Linked DNA regions of Homo sapiens: region 1 is linked to region 2. Evidence: chromatin loops called from intact Hi-C (ENCODE). Cell type or tissue: chondrocyte. All regions are shown on one strand. Region 1 overlaps CUBN (cubilin). Region 2 overlaps CUBN (cubilin).

Region 1 (2,500 bases), 170 kb after region 2:
GTGTTTTGCCAGAAAAACCCCAGAGCTCACGGGGTTTGAGCTTTGCAAGCTCTGTCGAAAATGCATTCATCCTTAGGAAATATACTTAGGTGGAACCTAAAAACCAAGAGCATAAAGATGCTGAGTTCCTCTGTGAGTGGAGTTTAAATCTAAACCTCATCCTGACCGTCTCTAAACTGGCTTTGTACCACACAAGAGTCTTCAGTAAAGTTTCCAAAAAGTGTGCTTGTTCCTCTACCCCTGATCTGGAGTTGTATTTTTTATTTTATTTTTTTTCTCACTGCCTCTTTAATCAGGTCTTCATTCAAAATAAGCTGCCCAAGAGGATTTGACCTTTGTAGCATAAAGAAATGTACCGGTGTAGGCAGCGGGCTCCTTTCATTCTGTGGGACGATTCTTTCTAGCGGGCCTCTGCTCAGCTGATAGTTTCTTGGTAGCTTCAGCCTTTGTTCCCAACAAAACATCTTCTGCTTCTTAGCACCAAGGGCTTTCTTTCTTTCTTTTCTTTCTTCTTCTTTCTTTTCTGCCCTGCAACCCCCCTCATCCGATTTGGCTCCTAGGGCTGCTGGCACCTTCTGCCCAGCCTGGCCAGGAAGGGTGTTCTGGCATATGGTCTTTGCATATGGGTTTAGCTTCAACATGATTCCTGATGCGGAGTTTTATCATCCTGGAAAGCTCTCCCCTTTGGAATTCATCTAAATCCTTTATTAATCAATAACCTTAACATATAGTGCCATAAATAACACTCGGAGGAAGCTCATGCCTTTTCTAAAGGAATACTCGCCACGACAGGAGACCGAAAGATGTATATAGCAGGGAGGAAATGAAGAGGCAAATACAGTTATTCTTTGTGCCGGTCAGGTTATTCAACTTGGACCTGTGTACCTCCCCCACCATGGAGATCCAAATATTTATATGAAGTGTAAAGCAGAAAGAATGAGGAGAGTGGGATCTGGAGGAAAGATGGAATAATCCCGTTAGGTTGGAGTCACAGTGCAACTAACTCTTAACTCACTCCAGCTTGAATGGACCATTATTGATCAGAGTCAACGTTTGCCATTTGCCTGATAGATGCTGGGAAGCAAAGCCTTGCTTTCCAGCCGTGGAGAGTGAGAATTCCTCCTCCTAGCTGTCCTTCATTACTCCACAGAATGGATCTGAAACTTCCTGTCCCATAAGCAAAGAAAGGAAACCACCGCTTAGGCCTGTAAAATGTAGCTCCATCTGGCTCTCAGTGGGAAGGCTGTGGGCATAGTTTCTTGGCAGCTGTACCAGGAAGCCTCAGCATTCCGTTCTTGTGAACTGCGGTGGGAACGGAAATGTCTGACTGAGAATTCTGACTGTGTTACTACCAAGCGAGGGCCGAGCTCTAGACCATGCTTGGAATCTGTTTTCATGCCTTCACCTCCCCTTTCAAGATCCTCTGATGTCCCAGAGATGCCCACTGCTCTAGGTGGCCCCATTCTTCCTAGGAGAGGAAAGTGAATAAGACAAGTTGTCAGCAGTGTCAGTGGAAATTAGTATCCTGCTGCTCCTCTCAGAGCAACGGCATTTTGAAAGAGGACCCTGAGGGAAAAACGCCCAAACTCAAAAGCGTGGTGCTGGCTATGGCAGCCCTCCCATCTACTAGTGGATGACTGGCTACTCTGTCATGGCAAGGTTACTTTGTTTAAACACTTAGCAGAATAATCCCCAAAGCACTAGAAAGGCATTATTCTCTCCCATGGGCTACTACATCGACCTAAAAGGAATCTCACCTGATCAACACAGCCCAGCAAGATGTCTTAACTTTGTGACTTAAGATACCAGCAATTAACCAAAGTTTAAACCATGGAATTATATAGGGAACAGAGGAACTTCCAATATTTTGAATACATAGATCAGTAAAATCAGCATTTCCGCATGTCAGGCTGGTTCCAACATACATTGCCCGCGTAACGTTTCCGTAAGAAGCGTCGAGAGCCCTCCTGGAAGCAGGGCTGGTTGTGAATGCAGGGTAGCAGCCAGGCTGGGGGACAGAAAGTGGTTCAGTTCACAGTGTAGTTCTCTCTCCCCATAAAACACAGGCTCATCTCCTGTTTTTATATGTGTCTACTCAAAAATGAGTTGAAACAAAAAAGCAACAAGGCCTCGGAATGTGTTTGTAAAACACATTTAACAACAGACATTGTATAGATTTATAATTCTGTCCTTTGCCCATACAGAAATTCCTTTCGTTCTGAACTTTATTATACTTTGCATTGTATTTTTTCATAGCCTCTTTACAGCCAAGTAATTTTCAATGGGAAACACGTGCACACACACACATACACAAACACACACACAATGAGAAAGGTGTAATAGTTGACTGGAAGCAGAGCAGGCAACATTGCCCCCGCCCATCTCCACCTTTTAAAAATTCACTTTACCTACATTCTCCAGAATGTTTCCCCAAAAGCAAAGGCTGCAGGATCACAGCACAAACTACGGTATAAAAAAGCTGCCTGGTGTTTTAATTGCT
Region 2 (2,500 bases):
AGAAATTTAAGTAAAAGAGAAGCTTTTAAAAACAACTAGCTCTGTTTAAGTTAAGAGATATTTCCCTAAATGCTGACTATTCTTTCTCTCACATTTATACATGCTATATCCCATCCTGTTTATGATGGCTTTTTCAGCCTATTTGATATTTTGGGCTTTTGTCTTTGTGATACTCTTAAAATATTTTTAAGCATGGAGACTGGAAATGAGTTCCTTCTTAGTGTGGAACCAAAGCACAGGTTTCTGCATCGTGATACTGAGTCTGATTTGTATTTATGACAAATTTTCACTTATATCTTTTCTGCAAAGAAATTCTTAATGGACGATGCTCATTTCTAAGAAATCTGTTTCTAAATAACTCCTTGTTGTAAAGTTGGGATAGTGACTAAGAAAATCCCACAGCTCTTTTGGCCTTGACTTCAGAGTTTCTCCAGCAAGGTCCCAATGATCAGAGGCAGCATTAAAGCTGTGCATATGCAGACCTTTCAGAATGAGTGGAAAAGCTCACTCCTGACATTTCTGCCTCCTTGACGACAGCAGTAAATACACATCCACACAGTTGACCTTCATCTCATGTTGGCTCTGAGTCTCTTCACCAGCAAGGGCCTCTCAGGAGTCTCGCCTCCCCATTCCCATGTCGCCACTGTTTGAAAAAGTTGGAGTTCTATTTCTATTGCCACTCTTTGAAACAGTTATAAAAAGAAAAAAAAATAACCCTCAAACCACCATGACCTTCCCAAATCACAGATTGCACAATTTGTAATAACAGTCCTTGAGATCTGGGCCAAAGAAAGGGCTTTCTCGAAACTTCTGTTTGTGTTCTGGTTCCCTGGCAACAATATCCCCAATAGAGGAATGCATGTACTTTGCAGGGGATTCCACACTTTTTCGTATGACACAAAAACCAAAACCACACTTTTTTTTTTCAGTTTCAAATATCATAGCAGCCAAAAATGAAGTGTAGAAACTTGAGTTCTAAGCCAACTCAGAACAAATGTGACGTTCAGCGTAGAACCTGAATTTTTGTCCCCAGAGGTTTCTCTTTTCGACCATTGACTTAAATGTTGCCATATTTGTTTCAAACATTACATATCCAAGGACTTGTTTTGTGTGAATGCACTGTGTACTCAGAGGAACAGAGGAAGCAGTGCCAGGTGGCAGCAGCATTGTCTCACAAACAGAACAAATCTGGTGGAGGACAGTAACTACCACTTATAAGAGTTAGTAGAATTTGATAATCTGTAGATCAGTAATGACAATAATATACTCTGTCCCTGATTTTTTTCTCCTCCTAGTTCCACAGGCTACTCAAATATAGACTATTTTGACCCTGTGTACCAAAATAATGAAATTGAAGGAATGCAGGATAAATAATATAGATTTTACCACCTAAATGTAATCTTAAATTTGTCTGAAGATATTATGATAAAAATAAACTATCTTGCCATGTAAAGAGTGAATGAAAATATGATTAAACGCTTAGTGCATTGGTTTAATTGACATCTCATTCACTATTACTGTTGTTGATGTTATCATTTTAAAACATGACTCAACATGTGTAATTTAAAAATATGATCTTGAGAAGTGAAGCCAGCTGGACTTCCTGGGTCCAGTGGGGACTCGGAGAACTTTTCTGTCTAGCTTGAAGCATTGTAAATGCGCCAGTCGGCGCTCTGTGGCTAGCTAAAAGTTTGTAAATGCACCAATCAGCACTCTGTAAAAACAGACCAATCAGCACCCTGTAAAACGGACCAATCAGCACTCTGTAAAGTGGACCAACCAGCGCTCTGTAAAATGGACCAATCAGCAGGATGTGGGCGGGGCCAAATAAGGGAATAAAAGCTGGCCTCCTGCGCACCAGTGGCAATCCACTGGGGTTGCCCTGCACGCTGTGGAAGCTTTGTTCTTTTGCTCTTCACAATAAATCTTGCTGCTGCTCACTCTTTGGGTCCGCACTACGTTTATGAGCTGTAACACTCACTCCAAAGGTCTCCACCTTCACTCCTGAAGCCAGCGAGACCAGAAACCCACCGGGAAGAATGAACAACTCTGCACACACCACCTTTAAGAGCTGTAACACTCACTGTGAAGGTCTGCAGCTTGACACCTGAAGTCAGCAAGATCACGAACGCACCAGAAGGAAGAAACTCCGGACACATCTGAACATTTGAAGGAGCAAACTCCGGACACACCATCTTTAAGAACTGTAACACTCACTGTTCAGGTCCGTGGCTTCATTCTTGAAGTCAGCGAGACCAAGAACCCACCGGAAGAAACCAATTCCGAACACAATCTCATGTCTCATCCCAATAATTTTCTTAAATGAGCATTATCATTCCCTTATTATGGATGAGAAAACTGAGGAAGAAGCCTGAGACAAGTTAAGTGATGTGTCCAAACTTACACATCCACTAAGCAATGGAATCAGAACACAAAACTCAGTGTGTGATGTCAAACTCAAAGGCCGTGCAATAAGTAGCACGATGGTGCCTGAAAGCAA

Evidence for each region. Peaks named below come from ENCODE experiments on the same cell type or tissue, not always from the same donor. Only the 100,000 strongest peaks of a DNase experiment are listed, where the experiment ranks them.
Region 1: a loop joins it to region 2, with 2.5 times the contacts of the local background. A loop is called at or near these places in 8 of 110 quality-filtered maps.

Annotation. Positions count from the first base shown.
Region 1 is chr10:16,831,658-16,834,157 of GRCh38, reverse strand. The region is part of intron 64 of CUBN (cubilin); the gene reads left to right. Among named protein-coding and RNA genes, the nearest start is that of RSU1, 15 kb to the right of the region's middle. In chondrocyte, no CTCF peak of the experiment used is centred here; a DNase peak (open chromatin) is centred at 1,297.
Region 2 is chr10:17,000,667-17,003,166 of GRCh38, reverse strand. The region is part of intron 28 of CUBN (cubilin); the gene reads left to right. Among named protein-coding and RNA genes, the nearest start is that of CUBN, 130 kb to the left of the region's middle. In chondrocyte, a CTCF peak has its summit at 1,179; no DNase peak of the experiment used is centred here.